2 separate regions of the Homo sapiens genome follow, and region 2 is linked to region 1. The links are chromatin loops, found by intact Hi-C in ENCODE. Cell type or tissue: endothelial cell of umbilical vein. All regions are shown on one strand. Links, peaks and the distances in the headings refer to the core of each region. The heading gives the core; the rest is flanking DNA.

Evidence for each region. Hi-C counts contacts between places; a loop is a spot of excess contacts. Peaks named below come from ENCODE experiments on the same cell type or tissue, not always from the same donor. Only the 100,000 strongest peaks of a DNase experiment are listed, where the experiment ranks them.
Region 2: it touches region 1 in a loop (6-fold over the local background); 3 of 110 quality-filtered maps call a loop at or near these places.

Annotation. Positions count from the first base shown.
Region 1 is chr17:55,152,799-55,162,117 of GRCh38, forward strand. STXBP4 (syntaxin binding protein 4) reads left to right here. Exons shown (of 18, transcript NM_178509.6): 18 at 6,999-9,319. The coding sequence ends at 7,113. Among named protein-coding and RNA genes, the nearest start is that of HLF, 110 kb to the right of the region's middle. In endothelial cell of umbilical vein, for the core only: no CTCF peak of the experiment used is centred there; no DNase peak of the experiment used is centred there.
Region 2 is chr17:55,082,212-55,091,530 of GRCh38, forward strand. The region is part of intron 16 of STXBP4 (syntaxin binding protein 4); the gene reads left to right. It overlaps LOC107985002 (a long non-coding RNA gene), which reads left to right. Exons shown (of 2, transcript XR_001752943.2): 1 at 1-9,319. Among named protein-coding and RNA genes, the nearest start is that of STXBP4, 120 kb to the left of the region's middle. RefSeq lists an enhancer at 7,933-8,032. In endothelial cell of umbilical vein, for the core only: no CTCF peak of the experiment used is centred there; a DNase peak (open chromatin) is centred at 4,570.

The DNA of each region.
Region 1 (9,319 bases), core at 934-8,933:
AGCCAAACCATATCATATGGCAAATACTTTAAAATATATATATAATAGCTTTAGACATATCATTTATAATCAATGAACTAGTCAATACATCTTTAATTAATTTTATCTTGTAAAGCTGAAGAACCCCTTTCAGATGGTCACTTAATCCATTCCAGAGCCTCCCTATATATTGTTACTGACACCAACCCAGATAACAGAGCCTCAGCGAGGAGTTTAATATAATGGTTAAATTCTCAGAAGTCAGATTTGGGTCTAGATCCCGGCTCTAACATGCACTAGTTTCATGACCTGGAATAAGTTATTTCACCTTTCTTAGTATCAGGTTCCTCATACAGAAAATAAGAATATAATTCTTTCTTGCCTTTAATTTATACTAAGGTCCTAAAAGACAGTTAATTCCATTTAGTCACAAGTCTAAGTTGGCACTATTAGAAACAATCAGTATTTAAAAGTTCATGAGAAAACTGTAGAGGTTGATGGCATGTTTTTATCCCATAATTTTCACCATAATTGAAGGCTTTTCTTTGTAACACTCACTGTCAAGTGGCTTTAGCATTTATACATGACGGAATCAATAATACTGACAAAATACTTCAAGACATTAGAGATGGTCTCATAAGGAGCCTCTCAAAGTCCCTTCCAACTTTGTGATTTTTACAAATCATTCTGTAGTATAATATATATGCTTATATTTAAAATTTGTAGTGTAGTCATTTTAACTCTGATAGATAAACATAACATTAGAATCATATAAATTAGTTGAAAAATATGTTTTAAATTTTAGTTTTTTAAGGTTTTAAATTTGTTAATTAAGAAGAATGTTTAGTCAGATGTTTATTAAACTTCTTTTGTTGATTAAATTAAGTGAACACCTGTATGGCTTGTAATACAATTCTATTTTAATAAGAACACTAAAAATTAAAGTAGCTTCTACATTTTATGCACTTCTACTCGCAGGGGGAATTTAACGTGGAAACGTTGACAGTGGTCTTATGAACTTGTTTCCAGTTAAATTTAGTATTCGTTAATCTGTATTCTGACAGTCTTGATTATTGATATTTAAAGTAGCATAAAAATATATAGCTATTACTTATTTTCTGTATTTTAGAAAGATAGGCTTTTAGTTTATAGAAGTTGTTCATATATTTATTGAGAAAGTAGTAGTCATGGCTTCCTCTTGAAATATTCTCGTCTTGCTTGACAGTGATCTAGAGTGACGCTATCTGAAATAACAAATCATCTGCTTTCAGTGACTTCATGCTCACAAATCAATGCAGGGATTCCTGGTTGATGGGTGTAGCTTTTCTTCAGGTAGTGATGTTGAGACCCAGGCTCCTCCCATCTCATGTCTCTGCCCTCCCTAATGGCCTCAGAGTCCTCTACATTCGGTTGGCGGATAATGAGTGAGAGTAGAGAAGGCACTCCAGCTTCTTAAAAACCCTGACCCACAAAAGATAAACATCAATTCTGTTACCTTCTATTGACAGGAACTAATCACATGCTCACATAAAGATATGAGGAGAGCTGGGAAATGTAGTCTCTGCCTAGGCAGCTGCCACCTGGCAGCAACTCTATGGTATGGAATGGAGAACATAAATTTTTGGTGGACACTGCCAACAGGTATATGAAAAAGTACAAATATACCAACTATACAATCCTATATAATTGTTTATTAGTATCTGATAATTCAGTGTATAGGTATCAGTGTCAGTAGGACATGTTCTTTGTTTTTTTCTGTTTTGTTTGTCCTATTATGATGAAAAACAGCATCAATTTTTAAGAGTTACCCAGGGCTGTACTCTGTCACTACAGAGTTGTTTCCTTCTTTGAAAAATTAATTATATTGGCTTTGTACCTGACATGTTTTAGCTCTATATAGCAATCCAGCCTGTGGATATTATTTGAAAAAATGTAATTAATATTTTCCATACTTGTTCCTCAGGAATTTTCTTTTCAGTGTTTATCTTTTAGAAGTCTAGTGACAACAATTTTTTTATACATAAGTAATATATTACAATAGCTTTAGATTCTTATAATATGATTTGATAGCTCAGACCTAAATATTTTTAATTAATTGGAATTTAAGATTTTAAAAGATAAATGATTTTTAACAGAAATTACCATAAATATATAATAAAAATAAAATTTGTCCTCTAGACTGTAAAGATTTGGATGAGATCCTGCTAATATTTGATCAGAGCCTCACTGGATTTCCAAATGCCTAATTACAAAATGCTCAAAGTGTTCTGTGATATTTACAAAGTTCACTAATGAGAAATATTTATTTTGATTTTAGCGGCATATTTCCAAAATTATGTAAGAGGATACTCCTTATATACCAGTGGGAACAAAATGCCTGCAATTTTCTCTTAAACATATTTTAGAATAGATACTTCCTATTACTAATCTGTAATTATTCTCATAACCAGTGTTTATATAAGATTATATGCTGCTTTATCATGGTTTGGTTACTTTTTAATAATCTCATTGACAAGGTTCACCTTGTGTTCCTACCTTCTCATTTGTTTTCAATTGGGATTAGTTTTTAAGTATAAATCTTTTATTGTCATTACTACTTGCAGTTTATGCCCAGTTGTAAAATTTTCCAGTGATTCAAAGTTACTGGTGCCTGAAACAAATTATATTAACATATAGTTACTTATTTGTCTTTGTTTTCTGTTTTATATAAATACTATATGCATACAATTATCACCCCCCCCCCAATAAAATGACACTGGAAGTTAATTACTTTTGGCTCTTTATTCCACAGCTTTATCTTAAACATGATAAAATAGTATATGCAAATTCACAATGATGTATAAATAGTGCCATCTATGATGGAAGATTAACAAAAGAATGTCTTTCATCATCACAGACGGTTATAAGAATGAATTTCTACAGAACAAGTGCCCTTTTTGTCATTAAATCCTTTTTGTTTAACAGGTTGTCCTAATTTTTATTTTGAAAGAAAACATTTTGCTCCTTTAGCTAGGAGGTAAGAAACATAAGGAGGGTAATTATAATGGGATTTAAATAATTCACTTACATTTCTATGCCAATAATATAAAGCATGTTCTCTTAGGTTTTTTAATAAGCTCTAAAATGTGTCTTTCAGTTTACTAATATTATTTTTTAAAACACACAATACTGTTATCTTCCCAAATCGAATATTATTGTTTTCCAACAACAGATTTGGCAACCATTCAGAGGCAAATAGTATTATGCTTTTGAGATTTTCAAATATATCTGAAGTGCTGTTGACTGCTCTCCAAATCAGGTCAGATGCACTGTCTCTTTAGGAGAATTTGCCAGAGGTACTGTTTGTTCAAATGGAAAATTTTCATGTTCCATAGTAAGCTTCATTTATTTTCCAAACCTCTAAATTTTTTATACTAAATTTTTTATAGCAACATCTCCCTTTATGAACCATGGGGTCTTTATTAATTAAACAATCAACAGGGCTGATTTATTCTCTTATCAGCTGAATTACCAAGCACACAAATCACAGAGGAAATGTTTTTAATACTAGAATGTTCTCCAAGCCAGTAAATCTGGGATTATCTCATCATACCGATTATGTCAAAGCTCTTTAGCCACAGTGCTCACTAGGACATAAAATTGAATGGTATACACACAAATGGCCCCCTTCCAGCATCATAGGAAGAATTCCAAATTTTTCTTACAATAATCAGAAATCCCTAATTATCAATAAAACTAGCTATGATTATTTATTGAATGTCTCCTCTCTGCCAGGCACTTCACATGCATTACCTGAGTTTCAGAAGCACTGTGTCCCATTGGTTCTGGACGTTTTAAACAAAGACCCAGGTCTGAAATGTGTGCTTGAAGCACAGAACACGTCTCTCTGTTGCTTTAGTTTTATTTCTTCTAGTGAGTAGCTGTTGTAATTGCATATTTGATGCTTAGGTGTGTGCGTGTGTGTTTTTAGGCATATACAAAAAATCATATTGTGAATATAAGATTAATCAAGTTATAAGGTTAATCAAATTTTATATTACTTTTGTATTTGGAGTAAGATCAGATGTGATTTGTTGATTAAAAAGTGCTTAATGAAGGTTACTGGCAAAGATGACCATCTGGTAGAACTTTCTGATATTCACCGTTCAGAGTCTATAACTACGTTTTTTTCTTAGACATTTTCCTTTTGATTATTTTAAATTAGCAATTTAATGGAATGTTCATATATGGACAGTTGTAATATGTCAAGCATGAGAATACTATTTATAAAAAGTCACATAGCAAAGCATACTACCTGAACTTACCCTCAGGTAATTGCTCCTGTTTTTCTTCCTTCCCATCTCCTCCAATTATGGAACTTCAAAGGAGAGGGAGGAATTTAAATGATTTAAATTATGGTTTCTTCTTTGGACTAATATGTGCTGATAAACATTAAAGTATTAAAATATATACCAATATTTTAAAATAAGCAAAGCTGTCTCATCAAGCTTTTCCATTTTAGTTTTAGACATGTACTTTGTACAGGGTGATGTGTCCTCATTTCACCTTGCAGTGGCATTCCAGCCCTCTCATGTTACACTCATTAGTATTTCTTTAAAACCACTTTCAAGTTAGGCAGCTCTCCAGCTTTATAAAGGCCTTGAAATGAAGTTAACCTGTGCCGAATCAAATACTTTAGTAAATTTAGCCTCCATAATAAGAAATTCCATTAAACCATTTTAAAGAGATATTAGTAATGTGGATTATCGTCAAGAGAATAATGATTCTTTGTACACTAAACCACACTCTGAGCTTTTGAAGCTGTGAAGATGCCTGGGCCTTGTCACTTTCACCTTGATTCTTAAAGAACTTGAACCCTTTTTATGCCATAATAAAACCGCTAGTAATCTTCTTCCATGAAAAGATACATTTTTAATATTTAAACAGAGGAGCTGAACAATTTGTGTAGGGGGAACATGAACAAAATGTATACTATAGGATTGAAAACAAACCAAACTAATAATAACAGTGGAACTTACCATTTGTACTACCTAACATTTTCAGTATTGTAATCAGTAGCCAATAAAGTGAATGCATTTTTGTGATAGTTCCCAAATTGTGTTCTATGGAACACTGGCCCTGTGTTTGTTAACGGAGATATGTTACTTTGAGTAATATTACATAGTCTTGGAGACTCATAGAGCACATTAGCATATTAAAATCTCTGGGAAATCTTATAGTAAAGAAACCTATTCAATTATGTCAAACTTATTTGACTGTAGAATTATATTCTTCACATAACATTGATTAATTGATTGATGATTGATTGAGACAGGGTCTTGTTCTGTCACCCAGGCTGGAATGTAGTGGATCATACCTCACTGCAGCCTCAAACTTCTGAGTTCAAGCAGTCCTCCCATATTAGCCTCCCAAGTCAGTAACTGGGATTACAGGCATGAGCCACTGTGCCAGGCTATTCTTCACATAACATTTATTTAAAACTCTCGGGAACATACTTTGGAAAATGTTACTTTATAATGTAGGAGGCACTTTCAGATCCACAATCTTAAGTAATCGTTGTAAGTACTGGCCTTCAGATGCACTTGATCTAAGACATGATGCTGCTTCTGAGGTTGAGTTTGGGGAGGACGAAGGCTAGGGAAACTGATCTAGGGTGGATAAAGGCAGTGGGGTAAACCAGGGCTAGAAAGAGTGTCCAAGGAGAAGAAACAAATCCTTGTCCTAATTCGTGCACTCCAGAGTTGGGAAGATGGTGGTGGATTTAGGAGATTCATCCAGCCAAAGGCTGGGAGTAGGACACTAAGTGTAAGAAATACCATCCACCAGGTTAAGAGCATGATTTCGTGATGTGTCACCATTTCCTAGACATACCCAATATCTTTTGTACTTCCTTTCTCATCTCTGCTTGTGTTATTTCCCTGAAACACTTTTCAGGATGCTGGTCATTTGTTCTGAGATCATGTTAGGCCCCACAAATTCAGAGATAAGAAATATAGTTCCTGCCATTAAGGAGCTTTATATGAAATAGGAAGGCCTAAAAATAAACAAGCATTTATAATTTGATTTAATAAGAGATAAGACCATGGGCACAGATTGGAGGATTCTTAAGGGATATTTGGTTTTTTAGAATTAATAAGAGTTAACTTCTCATGGGAAAGGATTATGGGAAAGAAGAAGATATTGTTGGTGGGGTGCAGTGGCACACGCCTGTAATCCCAACACTTTGGGAGGCCAAGGTGGGTGGATCACTTAAGCCCAAGAGTTCCAGACCAGCCTGGCCAACATGGTGAAACCCTATCTCTACTAATAATACAAAAATTAGCCAGATGTGGTGGTGCGCACCTTTAGCCCTAGCTACTTGGGAGGCTGAGGCACGAGAATTCCTTGAACCCCAGGGGACAGAGGTTACAGTGATCTGAGATTGTGCAGCTGCACTGCAGCCTAGGTGACAGAGCAGGACTCTGTCTCAAATACATAAATAAATAAATAAATAAATAAAAATTTTAAAAAGCAGGTATTGTTGAGGCAGCTAAAAAAACAAAGTATTTCATTGAATGTTTAGCAAGTGAGTAACAGCGTATGATTTGTCATTTAGAAAGTTCTTTGGCTGCAGTAGAGAATGAATTAGAAAAGAACTAGAGCAGAGGCAGGGAGGCAAACCATTTCAGTGACCCAGACTATTTCATTGAAAAAGGAGAGCAAGAAACAGATTCCAGAGATGTTACAGCAAGGCAGTCATTGGACTTGCTGACTTACTGAATGTCAGATACTGAAACGAAAGGAGTTAGAGATGCTGCATTCACCTGCATTCCTTTTTAACCAAAGAAGAAAGAAAGAAATGGTTTTCATTGAAGCTTAAAATGTGTCTAAGACTTATTAAAGCTATTGGATCTAGTTCTAACTGCTTCCTATCACAGGGACTTTACTAGGGTAGAAGCAATGTCACCAGGATCAGTACTTGCATGGATGAGTAGAAGGACAGTCTTTCAGATTCTAATTGCATTCTTGTTCTTCTCAAGTCATGTAACACAGACTACATCCTGGATCCATCCCGTGATGAGTGTCCTGAATCTATCTCGCTCAGAGGAGAATGAAGAGGATTGCTCTAGAGAACTCCCCAACCAGAAAAGTTGATGGTTTTCCTTAGGAAGTGGAGCTACATGGATGATGTGAGCAGAGACGCATAACATCCAATTCTGAGATGAAACAGTCTAAAATAGGAGTAAAGCATGCACTACTTGTTGAAGTGTGAAATGGAGACTCTGGACTTTGGGTATTTTTGTAAAACTTTTGATATTTCTGTATACATTTAAAAAATCAATTGCCACTACAGTAGTTCCTTAAGAATAATCTAGTTATATTTTTTGAAATCACATATAATTAGACTTTATAATATATATACTTTTTCATATATAATTAGATCTTTCTTTGTAATTTCATATGTAGTTCTTCATAGGGTCTCAGATACAATGGTTTTTATAATTGACATATTGAAAAAGTATATGAACATAATGAAACACCTCATTTATTTGATAATTCACTAATGTTTTATATTCATATATTAGGAAAGTGAACTTAGCAAGCTTTTTGGAATTTAAGGATCACATTTAGACATCTCATGGGCTGATGAATACAGCTGGTATCTTTGTGGAGCTTTCTAATTTACAAAATGCTTTGTAGACCCCATTGTCTTTAAACCATACAACATGCCCGTGAAGCTGATCTGGTGGGTATGTTTATTCTTGGTTTTCAGTAGGGAAATAGCAGTTCAGAGAGAGGAAGCTCTCTGTCCCAGCACCGAGACTCACTCCTAAGTCTTCTGATTCCATGAGCAGTCCCCCTTCCCCCATACCCTGCTGTCTCCACGGAGGGAGGTCACAGCCCATCACGCAGGACACTGTGATTGTGTTGATGCAGCTGGCTCCACAGCTGTGCATTCCACAGAGATTCAGAAGGCACCTCTTCGGTCAAACATGGCCCCTCTATAACCCCACTATTCTTCTCCTATAAACCCTTCCCCCTTCTCTGCACCCAAGCCTTCGCCAAGTAGGCGCACTCTTTGTGATATTGTTTCAGCAGACTTCTTTCAGCAGCTCGTGTTTTTCTAAAGTGAAAGGCATGGTTTGTCCTGCTTAGGTTGCCCTTCCCAGAGGGATGGTTTGAGGGGAGCTGATGAGAAGAGAGGTATCTGTTAAAACATTACTGCTCTACTCGAAACAAGATGGAAGCCTAAAGCCCAAGTCGAGCAGCTCCCAGCACTGCTGTGCAGACCTAGAGGTCCTTAGAACATAGTCTAAGAACCATTCATTGTAGCCATTTTATAGTTGAGTAAACTGAGATCTTAAGTCTCCTAGTCTACTGAATTTCATATGGTGTATAATACAGATTTATATGGTAAAGATATACATATACATTGTGCTCAACTATACATTCCTGAATCCATTTAGGATTTGTGATTTATGTCTTGAGTAATAATATAAAGTCAACTCCAGACTGATAGGTAGTCATTAGCCATGAGAAATGTTTCAGGATGGCTAGGGAAGACTTGTGTTTTGCCTGACAGCCATTTGAATGTTAGGAAGCTTCGGGGAGACAAGTTTTGAGAGAAGCCCCAGAGGGAGCTATTTCCTTGCACCCCCCAGAGGTGAATGAGGTATTCTATAAGTTAGTGTCTATAATTGTGAAAGTACAAACTTCTTGTTTTTGTCAAATTAATGGTATGAAATTTCTCTCCCCCTGCTTGAAGAGTTTTCTAATTCGTTTCTAGTGAGCAAAACAAAGAAGGTGCTTGAGTCACTGAAATCAAAGTACTCAGGCACACAGCCCACTGACAAGAGACACCTCATCCATTAACTGCTGTTTTGTACCACTTGCCGCCCTGTTTCTGTCAAATACCTAGTGAAAAAGGCCTAAACAATTGTAATGATATTATTTATTGGGCATTTTGTGCCATACATGGTGATGAGCAGTTTGCATATATTTATTTATGATCTTCTTAAAACCATTCCATGAAATAGGAACTGTAATTATCCCCAATTCTAAAAGAAAAAACTTAGTTTTAGAGAGTTAGTAATCTTTGCCTAAGGGTCACAAAGCACCTATGTGTAGAAGCTAGGGTTCAAGGCAGATCTGTGATTCCAGAAGCTGTTCTCTAAACCACTATGGAGAACTGCTTAGATTCATTGTCTATGGGTACATTTTATAAAAAGGCAGATTCTAGTTCAGTGTCATAAGGAACTTTCTAGTAATTAGAGCTGATAAGAAAAGAATTCCCCAGGAGAAAATGGAAACACTATCCCAGCAATCTGAATTCCTTACTTGGGGAATGTTGCTGAGGAGG
Region 2 (9,319 bases), core at 791-8,790, 71 kb before region 1:
ATCACCACAAATGTGGCAACCATGAATGTAGACTGATACAGGAACATTGTGTTGTCATTTTAAATAGCATGAGCAGATTGTCATCAGTAATGTCCAAATGATTGTCCAAAATGGTGACCAATGGTAAAGTTCTGAAGAGAAGAAAGTAAAATCTTCCATTAATTTATATAGTAGGTACAAGCCTGGGAAATTTAATGTATATTAAAACTATGCAAAAATATTTGGAGTTTATCTAAAAATGGAATTTTGTTCCAGATTTTAGTAATTACAAACAGATTTTTTACCACCATAAATATCTAGTAGGACATTTAAACATTATACAGGACACAGAACAATTCTTTGTTGCACAGGACCGTTCAGTGTATCCAATAATGATAGGATGTTTAGCATTCCTAGTACCCTTTCACTAAATGCCAAAAATATCCCCAAACACTGTGACAATAGATAATGCCTCACAAATTTCCAAAAATGCCCCCTAGGTGCAATACCATTCTTAGTGGGAACCTCTATTGTTGATCCTTATTTAAAATATGAACCAACAACCAAGAATCACCTAATAATGGTCCAGGGGGAGAAGAACTGCATAACAGGGAGATTCTGAAGAGAGAGAAAAAAAGTCTTTAATTAAATAAAGATAATGTAATATTCTGAAGATAGCTATATTATATTCTTGAAATAAAATGAAGTTATTATCCTTAAAGAGAATCAATGACACATTGCATTCATAACACAAGAAGTAGTTGCATGCAAGAAAGCATTTTTTTTTTTAAGACATGGTCTTGCTTTATTACCCAGGCTGGAGTGCAGTGGCTCGATCTCAGCTCATTGCAACCTCCTCCTCCCCGATCCCCCATCACTCCCACCCCTAGGTTCAGGTGTCTCAGCCTCTCAGGTAGCTGAGACCACAGGTGTACATCACCATGCCTGGCATTTTTTTATTTTTAGTAGAGACAGGGTCTCTCCATGTTGCCCAGGCCTGGTCTTGAACTCCTGGACTGAAGCAATCCACCCACCTCAGCCTCACAAAGTGTTGGGATTAAAGCCATGAGCCACCACACCCGGCCAGAAAAGAGCTTTTAAAAAGTATTTTACATCTCCTTTTTCACTAAATGAAGATATTACTCAAAAAAGTTGTTTGATTATTAAATAATATAATTTATTTGAAGCACCTACCTATCACATTCCTAGCACAAAAAACATACTCGGGAATAAGTTTTGAATTGTGGTTGAACTATGTACATAGCACTTTTTTAAAAATAAGCTGTTCCATTTACCATTGCTGCAGAACAAATCAACCCAAAAGTTAATGGCTTAAACCAACAATTTAGTATTGTCTCTCATGGTCCTTTTGGTTAATTGCGCTCAGCTAGGCAGCTCATGTTAGAGCACTCTCACGTGGTTGCAGTCAGATGTCTGTTGGGGATGCAATATCTGATGACTCTACTGGGCTGGACATCTAAGATGGGAGCTCATCTGTGGCTATCAACTGGAACACCTACCTATATTTGGCCTCCCTAGCATGGTGACCTCAAGGTAGTTGAATTTCTTATGTGGTGGCTCAAGGCTCCAGCATAGGTGTTTCAGTGAACAAGACAAAAGCTGTATCACCTTTTATGACCCAGCCTCAGAAGTCACACAGCCTCGCTTTCACCATATTCTATTCATCAATGCAAATTTGAGGGGATGGGACTTAGACTCCACCCGTGTATGGGAAAGTGACAAGGTCTCTTTATAGAAGAGCATATAGTCAGAAGTTATTATTGTGGCCATCTTTGGAGAATAATATGTGATACATTACTGGGTCAAATGGTATTTCTAGTTCTAGATCCCTGAGGAATCGCCACACTGACTTCCACAATGGTTGAACTAGTTTACAGTCCCACCAACAGTGTAAAAGTGTTCCTATTTCTCCACATCCTCTCCAGCACCTGTTGTTTCCTGACTTTTTAATGATTGCCATTCTAACTGGTGTGAGATGGTATCTCATTGTGGTTTTGCTTTGCATTTCTCTGATGGCCAGTGATGGTGAGCATTTTTTCATGTGTTTTTTGGCTGCATAAATGTCTTCTTTAGAGAAGTGTCTGTTCATGTCCTTTGCCCACTTTTTGATGGGGTTGTTTGCTTTTTTCTTGTAAATTTGTTTGAATTCATTGTAGATTCTGGATATTAGCCCTTTGTCAGATGAGTAGGTTGCGAAAATTTTCTCCCATTTTGTAGGTTGCCTGTTCTTTCTGATGGTAGTTTCTTTTGCTGTGCAGAAGCTCTTTAGTTTAATTAGATCCCATTTGTCAATTTTGGCTTTTGTTGCCATTGCTTTTGGTGTTTTAGACATGAAGTCCTTGCCCATGCCTATGTCCTGAATGGTAATGCCTAGGTTTTCTTCTAGGGTTTTTATGGTTTTAGGTCTAACGTTTAAGTCTTTAATCCATCTTGAATTGATTTTTGTATAAGGTGTAAGGAAGGGATCCAGTTTCAGCTTTCTACATATGGCTAGCCAGTTTTCCCAGCACCATTTATTAAATAGAGAATCCTTTCCCCATTTCTTGTTTTTGTCAGGTTTGTCAAAGATCAGATAGTTGTAGATATGCGGCGTTATTTCTGAGGGCTCTGTTCTGTTCCATTGATCTATATCTCTGTTTTGGTACCAGTATATAACCAAAGGACTATAAATCATGCTGCTATAAAGACACATGCACATGTATGTTTATTGCGGCATTATTCACAATAGCAAAGACTTGGAACCAACCCAAATGTCCAACAATGATAGACTGGATTAAGAAAATGTGGCACATACACACCATGGAATACTATGCAGCCATAAAAATGATGAGTTCGTGTCCTTTGTAGGGACATGGATGAAATTGGAAATCATCATTCTCAGTAAACTATCACAAGAACAAAAAACCAAACACCGCATATTCTCACTCATAGGTGGGAATTGAACAATGAGAACACATGGACACAGGAAGGGGAACATCACACTCTGGGGACTGTTGTGGGGTGGGTGGAGGGGGGAGGGATGGCAGTGGGAGATATACCTAATGCTAGATGACGAGTTAGTGGGTGCAGCGCACCAGCAAGGCACATGTATACATATGTAACTAACCTGCATATTGTGCACATGTACCCTAAAACTTAAAGTATAATAAAAAAAAAGTGATACATTAGTATAAGTTAAATACAAGTTAATTTAGTTGGGATGGCTCAATAATCATTATTACAAGTACCCATTAATATATGGCATATTAGTAGATTAGTGTGTTAGATTTTGGTTGTTTTTCTGTCTCTTCCCTAATGTCACCCTACCTGCTAGTTGTCTTTCTGCTTGCTTCTAACATTCCACCATCCCTCTAGTTTGCCACTTTTAATCTTCCCTATGCTGGGGAATAGATGAAAAAAGAATGAGAAAGAGAGAAAGAAAGATGTAAAGTTCCATGTTAATTAACTATCAAAATGATGTTTTCAGTACAGTTCTGGGTAATAGATGGCTTGGCTTGGTATGGGGTAACATTCAAAGACCCTCTGGGGTAAGTTCTGATTTCACAACTGTGTTATGGAGGATTGGAAACTATGCCACTCATAGTGTCTACTCAGTTTTCCCAATAAATATATACTTAAAAATTTGTATAACCTAATACATTTGTAAAAATCAAATTATATATCAAAAACTCCTAAGAGCTAATTATGTGAAGAAATTCTGTGGGTTTTAGGAGGAATGAAAATAATCACTCGTAATGTGTTATGTGTAAGTTCAGAATTTTATATATCAGACATTTTTATGTTGGGGTGGCAACAGTGGAGGGAAACACCTGCACAGACATAGCCCAGTGAACACTGCCATCATTAATTTTCATTATCTTGCTAACATTAACTTCAGTATCTGTCAAACATGATTATTCAAAGAATATATTCGAAATTCTGCAGAACTTATTTGGAAGAAAAGTAAAAAATTTCATCAGCACTTTTTTTTCCCCAATGATACTCAGTAATTTCCAGGCTGGTTATAAATTAATTATGCAATCAGGTTTTTTATATTTTATTTAAATTTTATTTTCAATTGACAAGTAATAATTGTATGTATGCATGGGGTACATAGTGATATTTTGATACACATAATATACAATAGTCAGATAAGAGTAACTAGCATATCTATCATCTCAAACATTGATCATTTCCTTTGGTTGGGAACATTCAATATCCTCCTTCTAGCTATTTCAAACTATATAGTACATTATTGTTAACTATACTCATCCTGCACTAGTATAGAACACTAGAACTTATTCCTTCTATCTAGCTGTAATTTTTTATCCTTTAACAAATCTCTCCCTATCCCCCTGTTCTCCGTGTCCTTCCAGTCTCTAGTACCCTCTGTTCTACTTTTTACTTCCGTGAGATCAACTTTTTTATTCGTATATGGAGACACGCACACATACCACATTTTCCTTATCCATTCGTCTGTTGTTGCACACTAAGGTTGATTCCATATCTTGGCTATTGTGAATAGTGCTGCAATACACATGGCAGGATGTCTCTTCAATATGCTGACTTTCTTTTCTTTGGATAAATGCCCAGTAGTAGGATTGCTGACTCATATTGTAGTTCTATTTTTGTTTTTTGAGGAACCTTTATACTGATCTCCATAGTGGCTTTACTAGTTTACATTCCCACCAGTGGTGTACAAGGGTTCCCTTTTCTCTGCATCTTCTCCAGCATTTACTTTCTGTGTTTTTGATAATAGTCATCTTAACTAGGGTGAGATGGTAACTCATTGTGGATTTGATTTGCATTTCCCTGACGATTAGTGATGTTGAGCATTTTTCATCTATTTGCTGGCCATTTGTATGTCTTCTTTTGGGAAATGTCTGTTCAGATCATTTGCTCACTTTTTAAATCAGATTGATTGGTTTTTTGCTGTTGGTTTTCTGCTAGTAGTTTGAGTTCCTTGTGTATTCTGAATATTAATTCCCTGTCAGAAGAGTAGTTTGCAAATATTGTCTCCAATTCTATAGGTTGTCTTTTCACTCTTGATTGTTACCTTTGCTGTGCAGAAGGTCTTTAGTTTGATATAATCTCATTTGTTTATTTTGCTTTTGTTGCCTGTGCTTTTGAGGTCTCATTCATAAAATCTTTTCCCAGACCATTGTCTTGAAGTGTTTCCCCTATTTTTTTCTCCTAGTAGTTTTATATTCAGATCTTACATTTAGGTCTTTGCTTCATTTTGAGTTGATTTTTGTATAGGGTCATTCATCTGCATATGGATATCCAGTTTTTCCAGTACCGTTTGTTGAAGAGACTATCCTTTCCCAATGCTTTTGGCACCTTTGTCAAAAATCAGTTGGCTGTAAATATGTGGATTAATTTCTGGGTTGTCTATTCTGTTTCATTGGTCTGTGTGATTTTAGGCCGGTCCCATGCTGTTTTGGTTACTGCAGCTTTGTAGTATATTTTGAAGTCTGGTAGTGTGATGTTTCCAGCTTTGTTGTTTTTGCTCAGGTTTGCTTTGGCTCTTCAGGGTCTCTTGTGGTTCCATTAAAATTTTAGAATTTTTTTCTGTTTCCGTGAAGAATGTCATTGGTATTTTGATGGGTATTATATTGAATGTGTAGATTGCTTTGGGTAGTATTGTTATTTTAACAGTACTATTAATAATTATTCTGATCTGTGAGCATGGGATATCCTTCCATTTGTTTATAGCCTCTTCAGTTTCTTCCATGAGCATTTTGTAGTTTTCCCATGAGCATTTTATAGTTTTCCTTATAGAGGTATTACCTCTTGCAAGGGTTATGCTTTGATGTTTAAAACTAGCAAATCTATGTTGTCCTTTTATTTAGAAATATAATTGCTAATGTTGGCACATTTTGCCAGTACTTTTTATAAATTTGTATGACATAGCTTTTCAAGTTTAATAATTCAGATTAAATTCAGCTGATTTTCTTTCTCTTTAAGCAGCAGCTTTTTCTGCATGGAAAACAAAATTACTACCATGAGGTAGATAATTCAGCCACAACCCCTCCCTCATTTTCTTTCTTTGCCTTGGCTATCTGGTTATTTCAAGTTACAATTTGAAATTTTTACTTGGGTAATTGCCTCTACTTTCTTCTTAATATAAGTGTTCTCTAGGATGTTATACTATGGGATTTTCTCAGAAAGCTGAAGGATAAGATTTATTGGCTCTTACAGCTTAAAACCAGGCTCTAAGGAATATCTAGAAGACAATTCTGTTGCCCGGGCTGGAGTACAATGATGTGATCCTGGCTCACCACAAACTCCGCCTCCCAGGTTCAAGCAATTCTCCTTGCCTCAGCCTCCTGAGTAGCTGGGATTACAGGTGCCTGCCACCACACCTGGCTAATTTTTGTATTTTTAGTAGAGACAGGTTTTCACCATGTTGGTCAGGCTGGTCTCAAACTCCTGACCTCAGGTAATCCACCTGCCTCAGCCTCCCAAAGTGCTGGGATTACAGGCGTGAGCCACCGTGCCAGGCCTAGAAGACAATTCTAAAGCTTTCCTGGATTGTGGACTCCATTGAAATCTGATGAAAATCTTCTTCCCAGAAATGTGAGATTATACACATTTTGGATCCATTTTCAGAGTATTTATGAACCCCGACCTAGGACTCTCCCATGTATAAGGAACATGAATGCTTTCCACATCATTGCATACATGGCCATCCCAGCCTCACCAGAATACCTCTAACAGTAGAGAAGTGTGTAAATCATAGAGGCAGCCTGGAAGGAAGCAGCAGTTTGAATACATGTAAACAATGCTCCACAGAATCTCTGATGTTCCTTAGAGATGCTCCACAGAGCACCCCAATTGTTCATCCAATTTCATTGGCCAAATTGCTTAATTTCTAGGTCTGTTTTTGCATATAAAAAGTGGATCTCATAATATCAAAGTGGCAGGATTGAAAGATTAAATGTAGTACATATGAAATTCCCAAAAGAGCCTCTGGTAGGGTAAGATGTTCCCTGTATGGATGTTGTTGTTGTTGTTGCTGCTGCTGCCACTGCCATGACTACTGCTGGTGCCACATTATTGTTATTTAAAGTAATTAATTTAATTTTACTTTCTCGCTGTGGTAGGTATTAAATTATTATTGTCTAAAGCTTCTTTCAACTTGGATACATTTGAAAATATGGTAGATGAGAGCTTTTCATAATATGTATCATTTAATGTTATTATTGATGTTGTGTTAGAATGTAATTGTCACCGGAAACTGTGGCTAAATGTCTTAATCAGCATCTTATCTTTCAGTTGTTTATTGCTAACTGTGAGGAAACTTTTGTCTGTTCTGTCATTATTCACAGTGAAAACAGTCTGAAAACAGAATAGGCATTTTTAATCAGTATTGGAACCCCTGGAGATGCTTCTATTGATCTCCTTATATTTACATGTTCTATATCATTATAATGCCTTTGTGTAGTTTCTATTTGAAATAAAATAGTTTTGAACTACATGTTCAGAACTGCAATTTCTGTTTAACTGACATATAGATTGACAAAATGATTATGTAACAAAAGCATAAAGAGGCAGTTCTATCTTTAGAAATGCATAATAAGAAAAAATCTGGCCAGGTAACCCATATGAGGTCTTTAATAAAAAGAGAATATATTGACTTCTTGTTAAATTGACAGCATAAGCACAGGCCTTTAACTACCTTCCTTCAGGCCTCATGGAAATGATAACTAGAATACAAAATAGGGCAAAAATCTTCAAAAGCACTAGCTGTTACAGGTGAATCCTAAAATCTTTTTAATATAGGAGAGATAGGACCACATGGATGGAAAGCAGGAAGGGCCAACCTGTTACTCCCACTGCTAAACAACAGTAACGATTGTGGGAATAACTGACTGGCAGGAACCCTGGCAGGAGGACACTCTTAATATGTTCTGATTTGAAGGAGTAATGAATAAAGTCAAAGACAGGCTGGGGGTAGGGGGCAGACGATCTCTTTTCACTCTTTTTTATCTTAGTGAGTCAGTGGCATTTGTTGAAATCCTCAGGTTCACACAGATTATTTGTCAAGCAGAAGGACAACTGGGGCTTGATCCTTTAGAAAGTGGAGACACACTTTAGATCTGACAGACACTGGGGCATACAGGAAGCTTTAAATGTAAGAGGAGTTGGCACGACAGCTTCAGCACCAAAAGCCACATCACTCTGCGCAGCCACCTCTTGTTCTAAGTCACTTTTCACCCCACTCAGACTGCTGAGTCATCCTTAAACTCACAATGCAAAGGTACATTTCACCCAGAGGTTTGAGAGGGTAATTCCAACAACAATTTGGTCAAATTTTAGGGCAATCAAAGGGTCTACACATTCTTTAAAAGGTCAAAAACCAGTTCTGAGTAGAGAGCTCTCTAAATTCAAGCTTTTATGAATAAAAATGTATAACATATATAATGTGTATATATACACACACATCTCATTCAGGCTATTCTAGCTCTTATAAACAAATGCATACATATACATATAAATATATGATTGTGAAAAGGTCCACAAATAAAGCCAGGAAATACAGCTCTCAAGATTCATAGTGGACTTCAGGATCAAGATAGAAGAGGGATCTCATGCTAAAACCTTCCCATTCTGCTCTTACACATAGAAATGACATTTTAAATTGTGTGTGTGTGTGTGTGTCTGTGTGTGTGTGTGTGTGTGTGTGTGTGTGTGTGTGTGTTTAGATAAAAAACAAGAAAGGAATATCACCCTGCATCAGAAACAATATGAAACTATCATGATAAGTAGGATTTTAAGCTTCAGAGATTTCACAGAATTGAGATCAGCAATTGGAGCTAAGGTTTCTACACCCAAGAGGCCCTAAATGATGCCTAAGCAAAGGAAGCAAGGAGCGGGAATCCTTCTGTAGAGAATATACTTTATTTTCTTAAATTGCTCATGTATTAGGCATTTTAAAAAATCCCTCCAGTTTATGAGCCATCTGGGCCTGCCACTAATTAAAGTTGAAAGTAAACATTTCATCCACTACAGGTGGGGAATATAAATTGGCATGACATCCTTGGGAATCCGTTTTGCAGTATATATCAAGAGCTTTTTAAATATCCATTTGGAAGGTTTTTTTGAAAGTTAAAATGTTTTTAATGGTCATATATTCTCACTCAATAATCCCACCTGTTACTATTTTTTTTGCAAAAAAGATGTGTATAAGTATATACATGTATTTTTATTACTGCATTTCTTATACAGATTGAACATCCCAAATCTGAAATCCCAAATTTGAAATGCCCCAAAATCCAAAACTTTTGAGTGCAGATATGGCCCCAGAAGTGGAAAATTTCACACCTGACCTCATGTG